2 separate regions of the Homo sapiens genome follow, and region 2 is linked to region 1. The links are chromatin loops, found by intact Hi-C in ENCODE. Cell type or tissue: ascending aorta. All regions are shown on one strand.

Region 1 (8,000 bases):
TCACAGATGAAGACACCGAGGCCCAGAGAGGTTAAGTGATTTACCTGAGGTCACCCAGCTAGTACAGGCAAGAGACAGAATTTGTAGGCAACACTTTTGACTCCCAAATTGTGCTCTTTCCAGCGCTCCACCCTCGGCGGGGGCTGGGAGGGAACAGTGGTGGGAGATGATGGGAGTTGGGGAATGTGACACCTCTTCCTTCCCTGAAGCTCTCTGAGGAGTAGACTGAGCTCTGTCTTATCTATTCAGGTATCAGGGATACATATGGAGGCTTCCTCTCTCCTTGAATTCTCCCTGACAAATCCTTGTTGGCTCCAACAAGAGGATCCCAGCAGGGGGTGGCACTGATTAGGCAGGCAGGGACCATTTCAGTGACTAACTCAGATTTAGAAATCTCAGCAGCCAAAAAGGCAAGAGAAATGCTTGGGAGAAGACAGGCTAAATTGGGGTATACTGAAGAAAACAGAGTCCATTCTAGCCCCTTACTGCTGGATGGAACCATAACCAACCATAGGAATAGAACATCCGGTCTCAGTTTCCTCATCTGTAAAAGGGGGATAATAACCTCACAGAACTATTGTGATGTTCAAATAAAATAAGAGAGGGTACGTGAAAGTGCTTTGTAACCAGGCATGCTGGCATGTGCCTGTATCACTAGTTACTTGACAAGCTGGGAGGTTGAGGCAGGAAGACCACTTGAGCCCAGGTGTTCAAGTTCAGCCTGGGAAACATAGCACGACCCCTATTTCTTAAAAAACAACAACAACAAAAGAGCGCTTTGTCAATTACTGGGAAAATGTGAGCAGTTATTTTAGTGTTAGAAGACTAACAAGGACCATTGCCTGCAAAGCTAGTGATCCCTGTTCTAGTGCTGATCCCTGGGAGAAAGTGATGGCAGAGGACATGCAGGAGCCCAGGACCCACTCAAATCCATTGGGAAATCTCTCCTCCCACTCATTCATCCAACTATCCAACCATCCATTCAACCATCTATACTTCCTTTCCATCTATTCTACCTATTCATCCATCCACCCTCCTCTCCATCCATCCACCTATCCATCTCTCCACCCACCCACCTACTTATTTATCTACCCTCTTCATCCATTCATCCCATCACATCCATCCATCCTTCATCTACCCACCCACCCTCCTCTGCATCCATCTACCTATCCATCTCTCTACCTACCCACCTACTTATTTATCTACTCTCTTCCATCCATCCATCCATCCATCCATCCATCCTTCATCTACCCTTCATCCGCCCACCCACCAAGTGTCTGCTATGGGCCACCTCGTCCTGGGTGCTGTGGATCAGTGACAAACAGGGAAGATAGGGTAACTGCACTCACAAAGCTTCCATTCCACTTTCCTTAGCCTTTCCTATAAAGTAAATGACAACTTATCAATGTAAGGTCTAGCCAAGAGATAGGGTAGTGGGAGGTGGAGTGGTGGGTAAAAGAGTCCACTGAGGAATCTGGTTTTTTGATGGGGAGCCAAAAAGCCCTATGAAGGTAGAGCTATTTCTATTTCAGAAGCCTCCAGCTGCACCAAGTTGCAAGCTGAGGGCAAGGCAGAGGCCTCTGATCCTACAGATGGGCTGGTAAAAGCAGGAAGGGGAGGGATGGCCCCGTGCAGAGACCATAAACTTGTGACCTTGAGCCCTCAGACAGTTTTCTAACCACACATGCAAAAATATGCAGGTATATCCCACAGCGTCCTAGAAATGGATGCTGTTTGGATGCAAATGAGCTCACCACCCTGGAGGTGTGTCAACATGCTGGACAGCCACCTGTCAGAAAGGGAGTTGTCAAGAGACTGCAGCTCAGGCACTCGCTTCCAACATTATGATTCAGGGAGTCAGGGCAGCTGTTTTCCCATTACAGACACACACACACAGACACAGCGAACACATACCACCTACTCCTGCCTGGCAGCTGGCTCCAGGCCCAACTCCTTCTTCCCTTCCTGCCATCCCAGGTGCTGGTGAATAGCCTGCAGGGGTACCCAGCCTGGAGACAGTGGTCTGGCAGAAGCCACAGATCAGAGAGGGCTGTGTGGTCACTGGCTCTTGCCCTAGACAAAGTGCTGGGTTCTGCAGTGCCCCAGTGCTGGGCTTCCTGGAGGGCCTCATCTGATGCCCACATGGGAGAATCCTAGGTAGGCTCGAGGTATAGCCTTCAGCCAGGTCATGCTTTGAGGAGAGAGATCTGGGATCACACTGGGCCTGCCAGCTGAGGGACCCTGGGCAAGTCATATCACTTCTGTAAGCCCCTGTTTCTGCTTCTATTCAATGAGTTTTATACTCATCTTACAACATTGGTTTTTTGGTTGTTTTTAGTAAGAGACAGGGGTCTTGCTCTGTTGCCCAGGATGGAATGTAGTGGTGCAATCATCGCTCACTGCAGCCTTGAACTCCTGGGCTCAAGCCATCCTCCCACCTTGGCCTCCCAAAGTGCTGGGGTTACAGGTCACTGCACCCGGCCTACACTGTTTTTTGTTTTGTTTTTGTTTTTTGAGATGGAGTCTCGCTCTGTTGCCCAGGCTGGAATACATTGGCGTGATCTCAGCTCACTGCAACCTCCACCTCCCTGGTTCAAGCAATTTTCCTGCCTCAGCTTCCCAAGTAGCTGGGATTACAGGCACCCACCACCATCCCCGGCTAATTTTTATATTTTTAGTAGAGATGGGGTTTTGCCATGTTGGCCAGGCTGTTCTTGAACTCCTGACCTCAAGTGATCCTCCTCCCTTGACCTCCCAAAGTGTTGGGATTATAGGCGTGAGCCAGCGTGCCTGGCCCTACACTGGTTTTAATGGGCAATACGTGGCCTGTGACACCTAGCAAGTGCTCAGTGAAAGGTGGAAATGATGACTCCTTGACCTTACTCTGGGCTTGCTGGAGCTGGGTGTGGCAGCAACTGGGGTGGGGGAGTAGGTTAGTGGGCCCTGGAAGAACCTGCCTATGGATTTGGCAAACTTACAGCCACCCAGGGCTTTGAGTGGCTTTGAGCCACTCAGGGCTCTGTATACTCCCACTGGCTCATTCCCATTTCTGAGGAGGGGACTCTTGTGAGTCCCATTTTAGGGAAGGAAGCTAAGTAACCCGATAGGGGCCACACTGCTAAGAAGTGCTGGAACTCAGGTTCAAAGTCAGGATTGCTTCCAAATCCAAACCTCCCATAATGTTATCTATGCCGGTAGGTGCTCATGGGTTAACAGGTCGCCTCTTCCTGGCAACTTTTAACCAGATCTCCTGGATATAATGGCTGAAGCCAGTGTTTTTCAAACTGTGGATCCCTGGAGGTTCAGGGTAGGCAGTGCTAAAGGCTCTGGCTTTTTACCAGCATCCCTAAGTCAGGATGCCTCCATTTCTACTTGCCTTAAAAAATAAAAAAATAAAATCATGGCCGGGCACGGTGGCTCACACCTGTAATCCTAGCACTTTGGGATTACATCCTTGAATTCTCCCTGACAAATCCCTGTTGGGAATTTGGGAGGCCGAGGCGGGCGGATCACAAGGTCAGGAGTTCGAGACCAGCCTGGCCAACATAGTGAAACCCCATCTCTACTAAAAATACAAAAAATTAGCCGGGCGTGGTGGCGGGTGCCTGTAGTCTCAGCTACTCGGGAGGCTGAGGCAGGAGAATCACCTGAACCCAGGAGGTGGAGGTTGCAGTGAGCCAAGATCGCGCTACTGCACTCCAGCCCGGGTGACAGAGTGAGACTCTGTCTCAAAAAAACAAACAAACAAACAAAAATCATTATTAAATCTTAGCCTTTGAAACAAAATAATGGGAAAATGGCTCTACTGTGACAAAAGTAGAGGAAAAAAAAGGAAAAAATAGTAACAACCTAAGGTTCACACTAAAAGAAATGATGATATAGTGGTCCCAAGCCCCAATGATTAGTCTCCTGGAGAGATATTTAAGGATTTCAGGGGAGAGAAGGGGGCTCTGAGGGTCTTCCTCATTATCTACTGGGCCAGACTGAACTGGTGCCAAGTGGGAGGTGGAGAGCTCTGGAGTTGTCAGGGTGGGGCTGGACGCATCCTGCCTGGAACTGGCATAACCACAGGCATTGGCCAGAGTGGCCCATGGCCTTTTTGCCTTTGCATTTATTTATTTTTTGAGATCGGGTCTTGCTCTCTCACCCAGGCTGCAGTGCGGTGGTGCAATCACAGCTCACTGCAGCCTTGACCTCCAGGGTTCAAGTGATCCTCCTGCCTCAGCCTCTCAAGTAGCTAGGACCATACATGTGCACTACTATGCTTGGGTAATTTTTTATTTTTTGCATAGATGGAGTCTGAATATGTTGCCCAGGATACTCTCAAACTCCTGGGCTCAGGCGATCCTCCTGCCTTGGCTTCCAAGAATGCTGGAGTTACAGGCGTGAGCCACCATGCCTGGCTTTCTTTTGCTTTTAATAATAATGGTGGATACGTGTTAATCCCTTAGTAGAGGCCAGGCATTGTGCTACCCTATGCTAAGCAGTTAACTTGCATTCTCTTATTTAATCCTAACAACCCCCAGGAAGGAGGCACACTTTTTCCTCCATTTTTCAAATAAAAGACTTAAGGGTCAGAGACTTTAGGTGTTCAGCCTGAAGTCTTAAGGGACTTGAGGGAGGAAGGGTTTGTTATTCCTCTAGGTGCTGGTTGCTCTAACCTGAATGCTGAGTCGTGACCACTAGGTGGCGATAGAGCCTCGCAGTAACAAAAAGTTCCTGGGATTTCGGGTAGGCAGCAAGCGGAGACCTCAGGCCCCACTGCAGCAACCCCCTACTCCTGTAGCACAGCCCACACTCTCTCGGCTCTGTCTTTCATGTCCCGGAGCCAGCACGGTGGGAGAGCTGGTTTGGGTGGAAAACTGACCCGGATTTAAATCCTAGCTCTGCCACTTACTGGGCTTCTAATATGAGGCTTCTCATCCCTAAAACAGGAGTGAGGATCCAATGAGACAAAGACCTTGGCAGTGGACAGGATTGTAGAAATCAAGACTCAGAGAGCATGCACTGCATTGCATTCAAAGAGCACACCCACGCGGTGTTTTAAAATGGCCAACACTCAAAAACTTAGATATCTCACATAGAAACCCCGGTGGTCCCGCTTCTCTTGATAATCTATATTCCCACATGGCAGTGTCTGCTGGAGCTGAGGTCAGCCACTCCTTTGGATGGGGCTCCACCCTTTAGGCTACTGTAGCCCCCACCACTCCCTATGGGGACTCCAGCCCATTTTCCCCATGTCTGTTACCTATGTGGCCATTTGGCCTTGCTGGCATGTGAGTCTGGCCTTCTCACAAGTCTCAGTGCCAAGGAACAGTGAAGTCTGTCCCCATTCTGGGGCAAGGAGGGGCTCAGGTGGGCTTCTCTGTGTATTTGCCCTGGGGCCTGGAATAGAATCTTCATGTGCCCTCATCACCATTTGTGATTATGGCTGTGCAGATGAACAACATCAGGCATGGACAGAATGGAGACCATGGAATCTAGCCTGCAGGTCCCTGCTGGGAACCCAGGCTGACATCCTCACTCTGAAGCTGGTCAGTGGGCCTTAGTGAGCCAAAAGCTGGTGGCTGCCAACTCCCCCAGTTAGAATAGCTTTGGCTGGGCTCCCTGACTCTGGCCCTGAGGCCAAGGTGGCCTTCCTGGGTGGCTAGAGGTTATTGTACTGATGCTGAGGAGGAGATCTCATTTTTTGTGGTTGGACTGGCCTCCTGGCCCCCTCGGCTGCTGGTCAGCTCAGGCTGTGCCCTCCATTAACCCCAGCCCTCCCACATGGCTTCCATGCAGGCTGATGGGGCCTCCTCCTCCCCAGGGCTTCCTCGCTGCTCAGCCTGAGAAAATGATTCTGAGGCACAGGTCATGTCTCAGCTCAAACACCACCTCCTCCTCCAAGGTCCTCCAAGCAAAAATATTTGCTCCTGGTGGGCACAGTGGCTCACACCTGTAATCCCAGCACTTTGCGAGGCCAAGGTGGGCAGACTGCTTCAGCCCAGGAGTTCAAGACCAGCCTGAGCAACATGATGAAACCCTGTCTCTTCCAGAAAAAAACAAAAATTAGACGTTGTGATGCACACCTGCAGTCCCAGCTACTCAGGAGGCTGAGGTAGGAGGATCACTTGAGGCTGGGAGGTGGAGGTTGCAGGGAGCTGTGATCATGCCACAGCACTCCAACCTGGGTGACACAGTGAGACACTGTCTCCAAGAAAACCCAAAAAACAAAAAAACTTTGCTTCATCATTGGTGTTCCTGTAGCATGACACCAGTGTCTCCAGTGAGAATGATTTGATTTTGCTGTGGAACCACTGCTTGTTGATATGTGTGTCTTCCTCCCTGGACTGTGTTTGTTTAGCTCTGTGGCCCCTGCACCTAGCCCAGGGTCTGGCCCAAACATGGGGCCTGGTAGATGTGGAATGAGTGAGAGTGTACTAATGGCAACAGAAACAGGGCTGCCTCAGGGAAAAGTGTTTGGAAGCAAAATCATTTTAATCTGGAATTGCTAGAGCCTTGGGCCCCTGAGGATTGGAAACTGAATGAAGGGTACTAAAGATCTGTTACAGGCTCAGCATGAAGATCTAGGCCAGGAGTGCCAGGGCATCCTTAGCTTGGTTTCCCTGTGGCTAAGACAGAGCCTGGTGTCTCTCCAGGGCCACCTACCTGCTCAAACTCAGGGCTCCCTGACAGCAGCTTCTGGACAGCAATTCTCTGACTTTCCATTTCATAACTCAGCACAGTGCTGCGACACTCCTACCACCCACACCAGCCTTCTACCAAATCACCAGCCCTGACAGCTAACGTCAGCAGAGGGCAAAGGCTGGGCTCTGTTTGGGAAGGCCCCCAGCTCAGGGCAGGGCTCAGCTGCTTCTGGAAGCCTGGCTTTCACCTTCTGTCCTTGACATGTCTGCGTAAAGGCTTAATCTGCCAAGCACTTCCTCCAGTGTTATTTCAACCCTCAGTGACTGCCCTAAGAGGTACATCCTGCTATTGCTCACATTACATGGGAAGGGGGAGGGGGAAAAACTGAGGCACAAAGAGGCTGAATCACTTGTTCACATCTGGATTTATGTGATAGCAAATGCTTCACAGGCTGCCCTGGCCCTGCCTCCTTGGCTCTCTGTCCTCTCCACTTGGCCAGGACCTGTGGCTCCAGGGACACAGATGTTAGGCGGCCCAGGCTCTAGGGAGACCACCAGGGTGAGCTCTTTCTTCTGGTGTCCACTGTGCCCAACTGTCCTAACCTGCCTGGTCTTTATCCACCTTCCACTGGGAGCCTCTTGCTCTGGTCAACACCCTTTTCTTTGCTCCTCATCTGTCTTTGCTGACCTCCCAGCATGCCTTGCCCACCTGTTCTCTCTGCTCTCACAAGTTCTTCCCTTTCTTCAAGGCCCAACTCAGACTGCTCTTTCTGCAGGAAGTTTTCCTTTGGAAACTGGTGTTTCCTAGACTTGTGCATTAGAATTACCTGGAAGGATCTCTGAAGCACAGGTGTGTTGGGGCCAACCCCTAGGGTTTTGGATTCAGTAGTTCTGGGGTAGAGTCTGAAAATGTGTATTTCTATCATGTCTGTAGGTGATGCTGGTGCTGCTGCCTTGGGGACCACGCTTTGAGAACCACTGGTTTTAACCAATGGCTTTCAAATTGGGTTTGTTGGATGATTTATCAGGGGCCTTGACAACAGTGTGTGTGGAGGGGGGATCTTTGCTTCAACACTGCAGGGCGGTTTTGCTTCTAAGTATTTACAATTCTTAAGTTTAATATAAGATTTTAATGGAAGAAAAGATTTAGTTAGCAGGGGGAAGAAAGTCTGAAAGTTGCAGCTCTTCACCAATCCCTATGAAATGTGCTCTTGCCTCTGAGGGGACAGTGTGGCCTCTCTTTTGTACTGTGGTTTCCCTAAGGTTTGGCTCTCCTTCTACTGGTAGTTTGACATGATTTTAGGTGTAACACAGACATTTTTAACTTTTAGTAGTCATTTTTATTACTATTATAAAAATATTTATAACTAA
Region 2 (8,000 bases), 63 kb after region 1:
ATATGCACACTGCCAGCCTGCTTCCCACAGTGTTCTCAGACCCCGCATCCTAATACAAATCCTTTCTTCCAATAGTTGTGCCTGGAGCTATGTCATCCTTCCCCCCTCTTTTCCTTGGGATATCAAGTTATAGGACAACAAATCCATGCTCATTGTCCTTAGACCAAAAATATATGTCTAAACATCATGGATATTAACCAGGGGTAGATATGGGGGAAAGCTGTTCACCAGCACTGGATTCTGCATTTCTTCTCTAACCGTTATGAAGATGTAGGCTTTGCAGAGTTTGTTTCCAGAACCAGGAAACCTGATGTTTGTAAACATTTCCATAAATGGAAGCAAGCAGATTTTTAGGTTTCAGTTCTAAAATAGTGAGGTAAGCATGAATTTAAAAGGACAGTTGCATGGCAATAATTGTACTTTCTGAAGGCAGTGAGGCCCTACCTTCACAGAGAGTATTCTGGTGACTTTGAGGGCTGAGATGTCCTGTATTTGCTTCTGTCCTGCTTTCCATAAGATTCTGTAAGCTTGCCTTTTAAATTAGGAACTTCGTGCTGACTTAGAGCAGTTATCTCTCTCTATCCATTGCCCACCAATATGTAATGACCAGAGTGGTTCTCAAAGTGTCATCCATAGACCCCGGGGGTCCCTGAGGCTTTTTCAGGGGTCTATGAGGCCAAAACTATATTTACAATAAGGTTAAAATGTTATTTTCCTTTTGCCCTGTGTTGACATTTGCACTGATGGTACAAAATTAGTGGAGGGTAAAACTGCTGGCACCTCAGCATGAATCAGGACATCGCTACCAAATGAAACTGGTGGTCACTGTATTCTTCACCTCTGTGCACTTGCAGGTTTTACCAAAACCAGGAATGCCCTTGATGAAGTACCAAGAATTATTGTTTGTATTAACATTCAACTCTTGAGCACACATTCCTTTAATGTCCCGTATGACAAAATGGGAGATGTACACACACAGCATGTTGGTTGTCTAGAGAAAAGTACCTGTGTAATTGAGTTGCAAGCTGAACTAGCTGGCTTTTACATTTTTTCATGGAACACTGTTTTTACCTAAAAGAAAGACTGGCAAACTCATTATTCAGACATGGCTATTTAGTAGATAATTTCTTGAAAATGAACAAAGTAAGCCCATCACTTTAAAAAAAGCAACTCACAGGCTGGGCACGGTGGCTCATGCCTGTAATCCCAGCACTTTGGGAGGCCGAGGCAGGTGGATCACAAGGTCAGGAGATCGAGACCATCCTGGCTAATACGGTGAAACCCCGTCTCTACTAAAAATACAAAAAATTAGCCGGGCGCGGTGGCGGGCGCCTGTAGTCCCAGCTGCTGGGGAGGTTGAGGCAGGAGAATGGCGTGAACCCAGGAGGCGGGGCTTGCAGTGAGCCGAGATGGCGCCACTGCAGTCTGGCCTGGGTGAAAGAGCAAGACTCCATCTCAAAAAAAAAAAAAAAAAAAAGCAGCTCACAGTATTTGTTGCCAATGATAAATTCGTGCTTCCAAGTAAAAATTAAAATTTTGGAAAACTTTTCACTGCCACATTGAGCTTAACAACTTTCCCTCACTTAAAGACTTTTCTGATGAGATCAGCGGTGATATCAAAGGACATTATTTAAAAAATATATTGTATAATGAAATGTGTTAGCATTTGGAAGATCTGCATAACTCAGTGAACCGATATTTTTCCATTGACCAACACATGATATTACAAGATCGTGCATGGGGAAAGTTCCATTCAAAGCGTAAGACAGATCGGTAGAGTTATGTAACAGAGGACCAAAGGTTCACTGGTACAAGTGCAGTTCCACACTACAACTAGCCTTTAAGAAAATGCCACTTGTTGAGCTTTGGTCTTAATCAAAGAAGAACACCCATAATTACCTGAAAAGACTATTAAAGTATTCCTCGCTTTTTCTTTCTTTTTATTCTTTTTTTTTTTTTTGAGATAGAGTCTCACTCTGTCACCCAGGCTGGAGTGCAACGGCGCAATCTCAGCTCACCACAACCTCTGCCTCCCAGCTTCAAGTGATTCTCCTGCCTCACCCTCCCAGCTTCAAGTGATTCTCCTGCCTCACCCTCCCAAGTAGCTGGGATTACAGGCGCCCACAACCACGTCTGGCAAATTTTGTATTTTTAGTAGGGACGGGGTTTCTCCATTTTGGTCAGGCTGGTCTCGACCTCAGCTGATCCACCCACCTCGGCCTCCCAAAGTGCTGGGATTACAGGCGTGAGCCACCGCACCCGGCTCCTCCCTTTTCAAATACATTTCTGTGTGAAGCCAAATTTCTTATCCTTCATCCAAAAAGCATACCACAACAAAGTGAATGGTGAAGCAGATATGAAAATTGAGCTGTCTTCTAGGAAGCTAGATATTAAAAAGATTTGCAAAAATATAAAACAATGAAACTCTTCTCACCTGCATTTCTTTTGGTTTGTCTTAAAAATGTGCTTTTTATATAAACATGTCATGGGTATATAATTGTTACTTTTAAATGGAATTAATGCATATTTTAACATTTTCTCAGTGTTAGTAATATGATCAATATCAATAGCTATAACCCACATAAACACAGGTTCTTGGAGTCCTGGATGCTTCTGAAAAGCATAAAGGAGTCCTGAGACCTAAACATTTAAGAGCCTCTGGTGGAATGGGCATGAGCACAGGATTTGGGGTCAGACAAAGAGGGCAACTGGTACTGTAGCCCTACTTCAAAGAGCACTTGCAAGACTGAATGTGAGAATGAGGCTCAGTTTGGCTTGACTCACCCAGGGTAGAACTGAAAGGAGACTGTGAGAGAAGGGCCAGTGAGGGTTAATAGAGAGCTGACTGGAGAAAAAAATCACCTCCTGCTCAGATGGCATTGCTGGGGTCTTGCATGCTTGCAACAGCCTCTCACACTCTGCCCTTTAGAGAAATGCTGGGCAACTTTGTTTTTGTTTTTTCTTGGTGAATTAAACTTAATTTTGTTTTGTAAGCTGGCAGCTCTGCCTGAGATAACTAATGAGACCCAAGGGAGCTGAAAAGCTTGCATTGGAAACCCTGGATCTGGACTCAGCCAATGTCTCTGAACCAGAGGCTCCCAGCCATAATTCTCCAGGTCTGCCAGCTTTCACTTTCTTTGACACTCATTCTCCTGCTTACCCCCAACCCTCCACCCCAGGAAGACGGTTTGGGGAAAGAAGTGAGGGCTGCCTTCCTCGGTGCACTTTGGAAGCCATGCCTGGCCAAGGGAAGTGATACCATTTCCAAATCAGAAAATCAGGTCTCCTCCCAAAGTGCTGAAGTTTACTTTATAATTGCAGCCAATTATCTTTGTTATTTCAGTTTTCGTTCCATGAGCTTTGGGGAAAAGCATTCACGGGCTATCGTCATGGCATTTCTGTCCTTTGACATGTGTCACTTGGCACTCAATTGGCCCAGGAAGGAGAGTATAACTGGGTCATTCTCTGCAGCCCCGTCCCATGGCACAGCCCGGTCCAAGGGAAGGGCAGGAAGCTCACTGCACGTGGGGGCATTTTTGTACACAGAACTTCCAGGGCATGACCCCAGCTCAAACTCACGGTGGACATGAACTTTTTAGCAACTGTCAAGACCTCCCTTCCTTCCCCTGGGCTGGCAGCCCTAGTTTCAGTTTTTCTGAGCATTGGGAAATGCCTGGAGCCACAACACACACTCAAGAATCCATGTGCCTCCAGGCACGGAGGCTCATGCCTGTAATCCCAGCACTTTGGGAGGCCGAGGCGGGCGGATCACGAGGTCAGGAGATTGAGACCATCCTGGCTAACATGGTGAAACCCCGTCTCTACTAAAAAATACAAAAAATTAGCTGGGCATGGTGGCGGGCACCTGTAGTCCCAGCTACTCGGGAGGCTGAGGCAGGAAAATGGTGTGAACCCGGGAGGCAGAGCTTGCAGTAAGCCGAGATCACACCACTGCATTCCAGCACTCCAGCCTGGGCGACAGAGCAAGACTCGGTCTCAAAAAAAAAAAAAAAAAAGAAGACAAGACAGATTCAGAGAGGAATGCCTGCTACGGGTTAGTTGCTGTGCTTAACTCTGGAGGGGGAAAGAAAACAAACAGTGAATGAGACACAATTGCTGCTCTCAGGGAGCTCTTGGTCTAGAAGGGGAAATAAGTAAATAAGCAACTACAACACAAGGCGATACCTGAGAGAAGAGCCATGGGGATACAAGTGAGAGGCACCTAACCCAGTCTTAGCCACCCAAAAGGCTTTCTGAAAGGAAGGTTAATAATCAGCACTGACATTCATCAAACCGTGACTATGTGCTGCACAAAGGGCTAAGTGCTTTAGTTATGTTATCTTAGTCACCCTCTGCCTTGTGAAGGATATACCGCTGTTATCCCCATTTCACAGATCAGTAAATAGAGGTTGAATGAGATTAAGTAACTTGCCCAAAGTGATGCAATCAGTAGGTAGTAAAGTTGGAATTTAAACCCAAGACTATTTGTTTTCAGAATCACTCCTCTTAACTTGTGCTTCCAGGACTGAGACTGAGAAACCAGAGGGGGTTACCTAAGTAGGGATGGGAGTGAAGAACATTCTAGGCCGGGAGAATATAAATGCCCTGGACAGAGGCCCTGAAGTCAGGAAAGGCATATGCACTGGGGGAATCACAAGAAGCTACAGGTGTGGCTGCAATGTGGCTTCTGGGGGCAGGAGTGGGAAGAGATGCTGCTGAGTAGCCCCAAGGCACAGGCAGAACCAAGGCTGGGACTCACCTCTGGGCTCCTAGCCCAGTGCTCTTTCTACCACATTCTACCTGCTTCCCCATCGCAGGCTAGCATGTTTTTATCTGCACCCATTTCAGACTGGAGGGAGCTGGCCTATGTAAAAATGAGGCATTTTCTTCCTCACCCAGAGAGGCCTCTGATGGGAATTGAGGAGTGGGGTGAAATGGAAGATGCAGAGAGAAAGGGGACAGGTGCTGACCGCTCTGCCAAGATGCAATGTCTCCTCTGCAGTCCTGGAATCAGGTCACAGGACTCACCACGGCCTTTGAGACATACCAGCTGCACACTTTCAGGCTTCTACTCTATGTGGGTAACTCCCAGGGGACTGGCCCCAAAATCCACTCAAAAACATAGAGGAGGAGTCATGACAGTGATAACAATCATCATAGCTAATGTGACTGAGTGCTTCTGAACCACTGGCATCTGGTCTTTTAATGCTTACAGCTAGCTTATGAAGTGGTATATTAGCTTTCCTCCTGGGCAAAGAGGAAGAAAATCAGTTCAAACCACCTTAAGCATAAAGAGAATTTATCAACTCAGATAACTGAAGAAGGCACTGGAAGATACCGGGCTCTAGGGCTGGATGCAGGTACTGCAATGATACTGTCAGAATGTGTCTGTTATCCCAGCACTTTGGGAGGCTGAGGTGGGCAGATCCCAAGGTCAAGAGATCGAGACTATCCTGGCCAACAGGGTGAAACACCATCTCTACTAAAAAAAAAATACAAAAATTAGCTGAGCGTGGTGGCATGCGCCTGTAGTCCCAGCTACCGGAGAGGCTAAGCCAGGAAAATGGCATGAACCCTGGAGGTTCACGCCATGTGCTAGTCTAAGAAACTGGCATGTTCAGGTTCTGTCCCCAAAAGCATTATTAGAAGGGCAGATCAAAGCAACTCTGGAGGAGTCTGGGTCGCGTTCTGTCACTTACATCTGAGGGTACTGCGTACCTTGTTTTATTGCACTTTGCTTTATTGCACTTTGTAGATATTGCGTTTTTTAAAAATTGAAGGTTTATGGCAACCCCGCCACAAGCAAGTCTATTAGTGCCATTTTTCCAACAGCATATCTGACTTCATGTCTCTGTGTTACATTTTGGTAATTCTCACAATATTTAAAACTTTTTCATTATTATAATACTTTTATGGTGATCTGTGATCAGTGATCTTTGATGTCTCTATTGTAATTGTTTTGAGGCACCACGAACCATGCCCATCAAAGATGATGAATTTAATTGATAAATGTTGTGTGTGCTCTGACTGCTTTACCAACTAGCTGTTCCCTGTCTCCCTCTCCTCGGACCTCCCTATTTCCGGAGACAAAGTACAATATTGAAATTGGGCCAACTAATAACCCTACAACGGCCTCTAAGAATCACACATCTCTCACTTTAAATCAAAAGATAGAAATGATGAAGTTTAGTGAGGAAGACATATCAAAAACGAAGACGGATCAAAGCTAGGCCTCTTGGACCAAATAGCCAAATTGTGAACGCAAATAAAAAGTTCTTGAAGAAAATTAAAAGTGCTAGTCCAATATACACATGAATCATGAGAAAGACTTATTGCTGACATGCAAAAACTTTTAGCGGTCTGGATAGAAAAATCAAACCAGCTAAACATTCCCTCAAGCCAAAGCCTAATCCAGAGCAAGGCCCTAACTCTCCTTAATTCCGTGAAGGCTGACAGAGGTGAGAAAACTGCAGAAGAAAAGTTTGAAGCTAGCAATAGTTGGTTCATGAGGTTTAAGAAAAGAAGCCGGCTGGGCGCAGCGGCTCACACATGTAATCCCAGCACTCTGGGAATCCGGGGCGGGTGGATCATAAGGTCAGGAGATCGAGACCATCCTGGCTAACATGGTGTAACCCTGTCTCCACTAAAAATACAAAAAATTAGCCGGGCGTGGTGGCGGGCTCCTGTAGTCCCAGCTAAGGGGGAGGCTGAGGCAGGAGAATGGCATTAACCCAGGAGGTGGAGCTTGCAGTGAGCCGAGATTGCGCCACGGCACTCCAGCCTGGGTGAAAGAGCGAGACTCCATCTCAAAACAAAACGAAACAAAACAAAAGAAGCTATCTTCATAACAGGAAAGTGTAAAGTAAAGCAGCAAGTGCTGACGGAGAAGCTGTAGCAAGTTATCCAGATGATCTAGCTAAGATAATTGATGAAGGTGGCCACATTAAACAACAGATCTTCCGTGGAGACAAAATAGCCTTTTATTAAAAGAAGTAGCCATCTAAGACTTTCACAGATAGAGAGGAGAAGTCAATGCCTGGTTTCAAAGCTTCAAAGGGCAGGCTGACTTTCTTGTTAGGGGCCACTGCTGATGGTGACTTGAAGTTGAAGCCAATACTCATTTACCGTTCTGAAAATCCTAGGGCTTTTATTATGCTAAATCTACTCTGCCTGTGCTGTAGAAATATAGCAACAAAGACTGGATGATGGCATGTCTGTTTATGGCATATTTTGCTGAATATTTTAAGCCCATCGTTGAGACCTGCTGCACAAACATAAAGATTTCTTTCAAAATATTACTGCTCACTGACAATGTACCTGGTCATCTAAGAGCTCTCATGGAGATGTACACACAGATTAATGTTGTTTTCATGTCTGCTAACATAACATCCATTCTGCAGCCCATGGATCAAGGAGTAATTTCAACTTTCAAGTCTTATTATTTAAGAAATATATTTTGTAAGGCCATAACTGCCATAGATGGTGATTCCTCTGATGGATTTGGGCAAAGTAAACTGAAAAGCTTTTGGAAAGGATTCACTGTTCTAGATGCCATTTGAACATTTGTGATTCATGGTAGGAGGTCAAAATAGCAACATTAATAGGAGTTTGGAAGAAGTTGACTCCAACCATATGGATGACCTTGAGGGGTTCAAGACTTCAGTGGAGGAAGTAGCTGCAGATATGGTGAAAATAGTGAGAACTAGAATTAGAAGTGGAGCCTGAAGATGTGACTGAATTGCTGCAATCTCAGGCTAAAACTTGAGCAGATAAGGAGTTGCTTCTTATAGATGAGGAAAGAAATTGGTTTCTTGAAATGGAATCTACTTTTGGTGAAGATGCTGTGAACGTTGTTGAAATGACAACAAAGGATTTAGAATATTATATAACCTCAGTTGATAAAGTAGTAGCAGGATTTGAGAGGACTGACTCCAATTTTTTTTTTTTTTGAGACAGAGTCTCACTTTATTGCCCAAGCTGGAGTGCAGTGGCACGATCTT

What was found. Hi-C counts contacts between places; a loop is a spot of excess contacts. Peaks named below come from ENCODE experiments on the same cell type or tissue, not always from the same donor. Only the 100,000 strongest peaks of a DNase experiment are listed, where the experiment ranks them.
Region 2: a loop joins it to region 1, with 2.5 times the contacts of the local background. A loop is called at or near these places in 2 of 110 quality-filtered maps.

The regions. Positions count from the first base shown.
Region 1 is chr5:168,674,953-168,682,952 of GRCh38, forward strand. All of the region lies in intron 32 of SLIT3 (slit guidance ligand 3), which reads right to left. Among named protein-coding and RNA genes, the nearest start is that of SLIT3-AS2, 28 kb to the right of the region's middle. In ascending aorta, a CTCF peak has its summit at 4,682 (motif pointing right); DNase peaks (open chromatin) are centred at 4,709 and 6,939; H3K27ac peaks cover 2,570 bases.
Region 2 is chr5:168,737,481-168,745,480 of GRCh38, forward strand. The region is part of intron 20 of SLIT3 (slit guidance ligand 3); the gene reads right to left. Among named protein-coding and RNA genes, the nearest start is that of MIR218-2, 27 kb to the right of the region's middle. In ascending aorta, no CTCF peak of the experiment used is centred here; a DNase peak (open chromatin) is centred at 3,541; H3K4me3 peaks cover 1,134 bases; H3K27ac peaks cover 1,555 bases.